2 separate regions of the Homo sapiens genome follow, and region 1 is linked to region 2. The links are chromatin loops, found by intact Hi-C in ENCODE. Cell type or tissue: mammary epithelial cell. All regions are shown on one strand. Region 1 has its middle 110 kb from the start of HLX-AS1. Region 2 has its middle 130 kb from the start of LINC02817.

What was found. A loop is a pair of places that touch in the nucleus more often than their neighbours do. Peaks named below come from ENCODE experiments on the same cell type or tissue, not always from the same donor. Only the 100,000 strongest peaks of a DNase experiment are listed, where the experiment ranks them.
Region 1: a loop joins it to region 2, with 13 times the contacts of the local background. A loop is called at or near these places in 7 of 110 quality-filtered maps.

Annotation. Positions count from the first base shown.
Region 1 is chr1:220,988,451-220,993,450 of GRCh38, reverse strand. No RefSeq gene overlaps it. Among named protein-coding and RNA genes, the nearest start is that of HLX-AS1, 110 kb to the right of the region's middle. In mammary epithelial cell, a CTCF peak has its summit at 2,887; no DNase peak of the experiment used is centred here.
Region 2 is chr1:221,201,764-221,206,763 of GRCh38, reverse strand. No RefSeq gene overlaps it. Among named protein-coding and RNA genes, the nearest start is that of LINC02817, 130 kb to the left of the region's middle. In mammary epithelial cell, a CTCF peak has its summit at 3,110 (motif pointing right); no DNase peak of the experiment used is centred here; H3K27me3 peaks cover 120 bases.

The DNA.
Region 1 (5,000 bases), 210 kb after region 2:
GTGCCCAAAAATGTCAGCAAGCAACAGAAGCAGCATTTCCAAATCCCATGTGGTAAGTAAGGCACCTCTGGTCATCCCCATTTTATAGCTCAGAAAACCGAGGCTGTGGGAGGTCAAGGAGACTCAGACTAAACTTCAGCCTTTTATGACTCACTAGAGCATGTTTACATCCCTATGGCAGGCTGGTAGCAGAAACTCAGGGGTTGGTGGGTAGTGTTCGCAGGTTTTCCTATTTTTGAAAGGGTAAGTGGGAAGCAGCAAGCTCTGGTTCCTCAGGACACGTAGCTAAGGATCCACATGAGACACCACTTGCCCTCTCAGGGTTGCCTCATCAGCACCTGCAGCTCGATCACGTATTCATGCAAAATGCAAAATTAAAGAAATGAGGAGAACAGGATGGAGGGAGACAATCTTTGCTTTTACTTTAAATCTTCATTTGTAAACAGCTAAAGAAACAAAGGCAAAAAACAGTGATGAGTTTATCTACAAACACTAAAGCTCTAGACCTTTAGTAAAGAAAAACAAGGTAAGTCAAACTTCTGAAACCTTCAAATGATCTCGTAGTTTAGGTTTACCAAGGAGCTGGTCCCGGCATGTGGATGGTGGAAGAGGGGCAGAAAAAGCCAAAAGACTCCAACCAGTTCTCTGCACGTGATCTGACAGCAGGTTTGAGAGCTGCTTCTGGTAGGAAGAACAAAAGGCTCCCCAGGAAAGCCTCTTCCCAACCAGCTTTAGTTTGTCCAAAAAGAAGAAGGGAAAAAATAACTCAAGTCTTCAGCCAAGAACACCAGTAGGGGAATTAAAGAGCTGGGCACACAATAATTTTCAGTAACGTCAGAGGAGATTTAAATAGCAAACATCAGCAGAAAAGAATGGGGAAACCTCCAGTGCACTGACTTCATTGATACCCCATTTATCAGCAATTACTGACTCCATTAAAGGCCGAGTTTACAGCAGAAAGAGAAGCAGAGCCTAAAATATGTCCCAGCAGATGGACGGAGAGTGTCGGTGATGCCGTATTTCAAAGGCATCTGCAACGTTGTTATCATTGAACGTGGAGTCAGAGAGGCAGCAGACAAACAGCGCCCCGAGAGCCAGCAAATGATTTACTTGACCCTGGATGGGTAAAACTGACAGCAAAAACCTCATTAATTCCTCAGGTCATTCTGGAAGACATTAATTTGGTTTGGACTCACGACGAGGGGAGATTTTCCAGACATACACCAGGAATTATGAAATCTCCATGGCCGGAGAAAGTATGTCCAAATCACTTTTTGCATAAATCATGCTGACTTTCTGAAGAAGGATAATATGCTTAATCAAGGGAGTTATGGAACTTCTTGTGCTTATTAGACAGAAAATATAACAGTATTTTATTTGGTTATCAGTTCTGGGAGAGAGATTTTTTTCCCCCCTCTTTAAGCTAAAGTCTTTTCCTGCCAGCGTGGAAGAGATCCTTTGCAAGAGCTGGAAGAACCTAGATGTGCAAATAATTTGTTCATGCAAAAATAGCTTTTCTTTTTTTTTTCCTCTATTTTCAAATGGACATCGACATTGTGTGTGCCTCTCTTCTGAGTCCCAGCAAAGGGGTCAGCCTTCTCACCTTATCTAGAACTTTCTCAATACTGAACACACCCCTATAAATATATGACTATAAATGATAGTGACTGGTGGTTTTACTTTGTATATTTTGATGGCTTGCGCCAAAACTAAGAAGTCTGGTATTGAGACAGTTTGGGTTGAATTACTAAGTGTATAATCCTAACCAGAACAACCTCTCTATTCTCTCTCCAAGTCTGTGCGAGTCTGTGCACAAGCACACATAAGGAGAACCAAAGTCCTCTGATCCTCAAAAATTACACAGGTCACTTCTAATCCTGTGTAATTTAATGACTCTTAATGACTTTTAAGCTCTACAGTTTTCCCGGAAAACCCTGCTTCTTTGTCTCAACGTTAACTTGGGAAGAAAAAGGCGTGAAATATTTTTGAGAAAAAAAAACTTGTTGATTAAATCCAGGACAAAGCAGTCAGTTGGCTTATTTACATCAGTGAATCACTTCATTTTAGGGACACTGACAGAAAGATTAAGTGATTCAAAATGGTCAGGAGAGAAAGAGAGGGAGATTGAGATTGAAATGCTGCTAGGCAATGAGCTTATACCTGAGTGTCCAATGCATAAGCCGCAAGCCCTCTTTTCCTGATGATATCTTCCCTTGTAAAAGTTACATTCATCATGTTTAAAGCAAGGTTATCTCTGGTTGAAGAAAACATGCATTAGTACATTTTACTCATTCAACACTGAACACTCCCTATCAACAACCGTCTGCTTAAAGGGGACAAAGAGAACAAGAATTAATCACAGGAAGAGACAACTTAAGGGAGTTGGGCTATAAAATGGAATTCATTAGTAAGCCATAAAGTATCACTGCCTTAACTAGCCTTCCTCTTACACTCTGCTTTCTCTGCCCTGGGGCTGCACTGGCTCATTCACCTAACAATCTAAAGTCATCCCCATCCCCTTTGTCACCCCCTTTTCTCTTCCCACTGGGGACAGAGAGAACAGAGAGCTTATCTCTGAGGTAAGTGCAGGATCACAAGGTCTCTGGTCCACAAACTTCAGCACAAATATCTAATTGGAGCTTAACCCTCACATTCAAGGTCTCTTCTCATCCCACCAGCATCTTAGAACTGCATAAGCTCATCTCATAGGAGACTGTCACATCTAAGACAGAAAAATGTCCTAGTTAAAAACACAGGTTCAGGATTTTTACAGTCATAGGCTCATCAATTCTGGCACATCTCAGCTGGGTGACCTTGAATGAGTCACTTAACCTCTCAGCCTGAGTTTCCTCAGCAGTTAAATGGAGATAATAGTAATACCCAGCAGAGGGGGAGAGTGAGAATAAAATGAGATAAAGAAACAATATTTCAGTTCCCTGATTACAGCATAAGCAATGCATCCCTGAACAGATGTTGCCCTGTTGTAATGATCTGTTCTTGCTTGTATCTTTTCAATAGTAAAAATAATATTCCTGCCTATGTCCTGTTATTTCAATTTGATTAAAAGTATATCTAAAGATATCCAACCTTATCACTATGAAAAACCACCAAACCACAGAGATAAACAATAATGGAGAAAAGAAGGAACAAAGAATATACAAAGCAACCAGAAAGCAATTAACAAAATCACAAGAGTAAGTCCTCACCTGTCAATAATAGCCTTGAATGTAAGAAGATTAAATTCTACAATTAAAAGACTTAGACCGGCTGAATGGATAATGAAAAAGACCCAACTATATGCTGCCTACAAGAGGTTTATAGCAATAAAACATCAGAAAAACGTTTTCCTACATCAGAAAAGTAGGAAGATTGCAAGTAAACAACCTAACAATGCACTTCAAGGAACTAGAAAAGCAAGAATAAACCAAATCTAAAATTAGAAGGAAACAAATAATAAAGATCAGAGCAAAAATAAATGAAATTGAGACCAAAAAATACAAAAGATTAGCAAAATTAAAAATTGGTTTTTTGAAAAGATAAACAAAATTGACAAGTCATTAACTAGACTGAGAAAAAAAGAGAAAATACCCAAATACAATCAGAAATGAAGAAAGAGGACATTACAACTGATAACACAGAAACTCAAGGGATCGTGAAAGTCTATCATGAACAACTATATGCCAACAAATTGGAAAACCTATTGGTTCTAACAAATTGGAAATGGATCGATTCCTGGACACTTACAACCTACCAAGCTTGAACCAAGAAGAAATATAAAACTTGAACAGACCAATAACAAGTAATGAGATTAAATCAATAATAAAAATTTTCAGCAAAGTAAGCTACAGGACCAGGTGGCCTCACTGCTGAATTCTACCAAATTTTAAAGCAAAACTAATACCAATTTTTCTCAAACTGTTCCAAAACATTGAAGGGAGGGAATTCTTTCAAATTCATTCTATGAGGCCAGCATTACCATGATACAAAAACCAGATAAGGACACAACAACAAAAAAAGAAAACTATAAGCCAATATCCCTGATGAACATAGATACAAAAATGCTCCACAAAATACTAACAAACAAAATCCAGTAGCACATCAAAAAGATTATACTTCAGGATCAAGTGGGATCTATCAGAAAGTCCTAGCTAGAGCAATCAGGCAAGATAAAAAAATAAAGCGCATCAAAATTGGAAAGGAGGAAGTGAAATTGTCCGTTTGCAGACAACATGATCTTATATAGAGAAAAACCTAAAGGCTACACCAAAAAACTCTTAGAAATGGTAAACAAATTCAGTAAAAGTACAGGATATAAAATCAACATACAAATGTCAGTAATGTTTCTATACATCAAGAACAAACAAACTGACAAATAAATCAAGAAGCAATCCCATTTATAAGAGCTACAAAAAAATAAAATAAAATATCTAGAAATAAATTTAGCCAGAGAAGTGAAAGATCTCTACAAGGAAAACTATTAAATACTGATGAAAAAATTGAAGAGAGCACAAAAAAATAGAGAGACATCTAATGCTCATAAACTGGAAGAACTGATATTGTTAACATTATCATACTACCCAGAGCAATCTATAGATTCAACATGATCTTTATCAAAATATCAATGGCATTCTTCACAGAAAAAAACAATCCTAAAATTTGTATAGAACCACAGATGACCCCAACTATTCAAAGCAATTCTGAACAACAAAACAGTACTAGAGACAGCACACTGCCTGATTTTAAAATATACTACAAAGCAGAATATTTACAAAACAGTATGGTAAACAAAATAGCATGGTACTGGTTTAAAAACAGACACATAGACTAATGGAACATTATAGAGAACCCAGATATAAATCCTCATATTTACAGCCAACTGATTTTCAACAAAGATTTCAAAAACACTCACTGGAGAAAGGACAGTCTTCAATAAATGGAGCTGGAAAAATTTGATATTCATATGCAGAAGAATGAAACTAGACCCCTATCTCTCACCATTA
Region 2 (5,000 bases):
GTGAGGTGATGCCCCACCCTGCTTCAGCTCGCCCTCTATGCACTGCACCCACTGTCTAACCAGTCCCAATGAGATGAACTGGGTACCTCAGTTGGAAATGCAGAAATCACCTGCCTTCTGCGTTGGTCTTGCTGGGAGCTGCAGACCAGAGCTGTTCCCATTAGGCCATCTTGCCCGGAATCACATTTCTTCTTTTAGATGAAGACCTGGCTTATAATTTCTGCCAAAGAATATGGATCAGAGTATTTGATCACTGACTATTCTGACTATTCTTAAGGATGGCTACTCTGTGATATTTAGCCATCCATAGACTTAGAGAGGTTTGTAAGTTATCAATTGCTATGTAACAAATATGCCCAAAACTTAGCTGTTCAGAATAACAAACATTTACAATCTCACAATTTCTATGAGTCAAGAATCTGGGCATGGCTTAGCTGAGTGCATTCTGGTTCCAGGTCTCTTGCAAAGCTGCAATGATGGTATGAGCTGGGGCTGCAGTCATCTCAAAGCCTGACTAGGGGAGGATCTGCTTCCAAGACTGCTCATGCGACTCTTGGCAAGCTTCAGGTACTCACTGGCTGTTGACCAGGTTTATAAGGGTTTATTTTTTATTTTTAGGTTTTGTGGGTTTTGTTTGGTTGGTTGGTTTTTGTCATCTGGGCATCTCCCCATAGGGCCATATACAATATGGCAGCATACTTCCCAAAGCCTGAAGGCTCCCAGAGAGAGAGATCCAGAGAGGGCATCCAAGACAGAAGCCACAGTCTTTTTCTAACCTAACCTTGTTAAGAACATCCCATCGTTTTCTATCATGTTCTATTCATTAGATGTAAGTTCAGTGATACTGAAGAGAACAGCGTCAATACCAGGAGACAGGGATAAGTGGGGGACATCTTAGCAGCTGCCTACCACACAGTACATGACCTAAAATAGCAGCCTGAAATATCAAAACCTCATACAATTAATATATAAAATGAAGTTACTTCTGTTGCCACTGAAAAATACCAGCTGAACTGAATTTAGGGTGATTTACGTACAGGTAACTTATAAAGGCCATAATCCAAATGATCTGCCAAATATTGGAAACGAAGTATAACAAATTCCTTGTTATCATCACTATTAAATTAAGAGACTAAAGAGAAATAGTGTATTCATTCTGATGCATGGGTCATGCTCCCTTGTTATGGTTACACTTCAGTCATTTGGTGAATGTAACAACTTGACATATGAACTGCCTTTGAGAGAAATTTGGTTGAGAAGCCTCAGGACTTCATCTCAGAACAATTTCTCACTGAACATACACAGTATAATTATAACAAATCTTACCTCAAGTCATTGTGTGTGTGTGTGTGTGTGTGTGTGTGTACGAGTAAGAGAAAGAGGAAACAGTTAACCATATTCTGTATATGAGGTTGAAAATCCTTTCAACATATTGCAGCCATCAGCTTCATATTGAGATAAAAGTTCACCAACCACAATTCAGAAATTTATGGATCTTGCCATGTCCTTCTAGATTGATGGGAGTTATAAAAGCCAAATGCAATTTAGAAATAGCAAAAATAGTCCAGGTGCAGTGGCTCACGCCTGTAATCCCAATACTGTGGGAGGCCGAGGTGGGTGGATCACCTGAGGTCAGGAGTTTGAGACCAGCCTGGCCAACATGGAGAAGCCTCATCTCTACTAAAAATACAAAAAAAAAAAAAAAAGAAAGGAAAAGAAAATTAGCTGGGCGTGGTGGCACATGCCTGTAGTCCCAGCTATTCGGGAAGCTGAGGTAGGAGAATAGCTTGACCCCCGGGAGGCAGAGGTTTCAGTGAGCCGAGATTGCACCATTGCACTCCAGCCTGGGTGACAAGAGCAAAATTCTGTCTCAGAAAAAATAGCAAAAATATTATTTAAAAAACTACAAAGAAGTACTAGTCTATCAGAATTTGATTTCTTAATCTATTAAGGAAGTTTACTCTCTCTAATTTGATTTGTGACTTAGAATTATTCTAGGACATTTTAGAAAAAGGCTAATACAAGCACAATACACTTTCCTACAGCTACAGTGATATCACACTTTATAAAGTGAGGTGCAACATGTTTGGGACTCACCATGTTATCTTTGTTAAACCCAAATACACAAAAGCATCCAGCCAGTAAGTGACAGTCTGGCTACCTGTCCTAACTACCAGTCACTTTTGTTCATCCACATATTCACATTTTCCTTAACCAGGATACTTACTGTCTCTATTTCTGTATGACATGATTACAACTCTGAGAAGGCTTTTGTTCTCTAGTATTTGGAATCCTTAAAAGTACTTCACTTCGTTGTTAGAAATGAAGCAAAATTGTAGTTAAGAAAATTGTTGGGACTATAAAAACATTTGGCTCCTTTTCCCTGATCCAGAAGGTACTGTGTGTTCTTTGGATCTCAGTCAACATTTTGGGCAGTTCCAGATAAGGTATCCAATAACTTCACTTTGTGTCCCCATTTTTCTTGCCCTCATTCCAGAAAAAGTTGGATAGCTGCCTCCCAAATAATTTTATTGTGAGGGAAGTTATTATGAAAACATACTCCACTGGTTTTCACTGACCTCCAAAACACACTCCCTAATTAAGTGCAAATGGGAAACTGACTTGGGAGCAGGTTGTCTCTGATTTTGGACTTGGGAGAAGTATTAAAGTTTATGAACTCGATACGCAAGCTCCATCTGCCAAATGAGGAATTTCTTATTTCATTTGGTGACCACACTGAGATTATATAATGCTCCTCAGAAAACTCTGAATGCTGAAGATGCGTAAACCATCTGTCTATGTTGAAAGGTCAAAAAATGCACTGCCCCCACAATGTGTCTCTGGGCATAACTAATTATTTATCCAGAGAAATTTCATCATAGAGTTGTTGGGGTTTTTTTAACATTGAATTTCTACATAACCATAAAATTTTACAGTACTAAAGAGAGAGTGATCATATTCATGCTCTCACATCCTTTTACAGGAGGCTAGGGTTAGTCAGCTTTAATATTTAAAGAAACCTGAAGACCTGGCACAGAGAAGTGTGAGAAGCAGAGAAAGGAAAGCAAACAATTTCAGCTCTGCCATCGCATCTTTCCCTCCCCAGCCAGCAGGGGGCAGTAGTAACAGAGGAAGTGAAGCTGGCTTACTTCTGCGACTGAAGATCCAGAAACAAGGAGAAAGGGTGAAAGTTGCATGAGGTTTCTCTGCTCTCCAGTGACCCACCCCAGCCCCCCACCCCATTGGTGGGAGTAGACCTCAGGTGTACTTCTGAATTCCAGTTCTCCCATGGTACCAGCTTAAGTTATGACAGATAATTAACTATGTTTTGAAACCATGCTATAAGCCAGGCACTGTGTTAAGCACTTTACATGCATTTTTTTATTCCATCCTTTAGCAAAGTAGGCTAAAGTAGGTTTTGTTATCATTTGTGTTTTAAAGATGAGAAAACTGAGGCTTAAGAGATTAAGTAACTTGCTCAAGGTTACCTAGTTAAAACTCTAGCCACTAACTAGTAAAGAAAACTGCAATATTCATCTTTAACCCAGGGATTGAGTCTTATGTTTATTTAATTTGTTTTTGTGTATTTTTTCATTTTCTAAATTATTTAATCTGACAAAGATGCAGGTATTTTCAGTTGTTTTAATACTCAAAGGGTAATACATGTAATACACAATTATCAGGTGAATTTGAATGCATCAGAGTAATTCAAGAGAAGGAAAAATTTTCCCCAAATTATCAAATTTGCTAACAATGGTGATACTACTGAGTAATGTTATTAACTCAGATATTGTACAGTCACTCTTTCTTTTAGTAGGGTAGCTACAAATTGGATTTATATCATTTGTTGCCCTCTGTAGTCATTTTGCCAAAATGAAACACTCTCAGTTCAGGGTTTATAATCAGACAGACAGTGTTCTCATATCAGCTCTGTGCTTCCTTCTCTGAGCCTCAGTACCCTCATCTCTAAAAGGAATCATTCATACTTTAGGACTCATTTGATGGTTGTGAAGGTTAAACAAGCTAATACAGGTAAAACATTTAGCCTGACTCTGGCATATAGGAAGTAGTCTATAACTGCTATTATTCTGACTCAATGTCAAGCTTGGAAAACAAGTAGAGAATTCAAACAAATGTCCAGCTATTTTGGTTCTGGGTGCCAAAAGTCCAGATGTTTGAGAAACCTCAATTAATAACTATATTTGTTGGTGCTCACTGGTGTAGTTGGCACAATGTGATCACAGGTTACATTTGAGGGCAAGTGGGGGTTAATGTTCTCCCCATTCATGCACAGTTGTCCTTTGTTAGGAACTAAAAATACAAAGGTATAAAGGTTTCCCTTTCTATGTCTGCCGAAAAGATTACCGACAGTCAAGAGGCAACTTTTTTTTTAACAAGCACTTAAATTCCTTTTAAAATCTTAAATGAAAAAAAAGTATTTATTTCCTATACTTTCTTTTCAGCTTTCAAATATATCAGAAAAATCTAAATACAATCCAGTTTTCTTCACTCTAGTCTAATCCTGAGCAGCCCAGCACTGAAAATAAAGATATCCTTTATTTATAAGCATATCTTATAAATAAAAGTTTACCAACCTCCCATAGAGTTTGTGTTTCCAGGATCTTCATTGTTAAATCATTATTCAAATCATAAAAGTTGGGAAGAGACACTTATCCTTTGCAAAAAGCAAAATACAGCAAATGCATCTCCAACTCCTTTGAACTGTCTGGGTTATGTGAAAAGGATAGAAGTGTAGCTGATTCATCCACACAACCCATCTGTTTTCTGACTGGTATCAGTCAGACACCAGTCATATACTACCCCCTAAGTTCAAATGGGATTGGAGTTAGGAGGTCTAGAAACTAGTCCTGATTCTGTGACCTTGAGGAAGTCCTTCAACTTTCCTGGGCCTCAGCTTCCAAGCAAATAAAAACAAAAGGTTTAGAACATGACATAATTGCTATTAGTGTCCTGTTAAACCCTTGTCTTCTATAACCAAG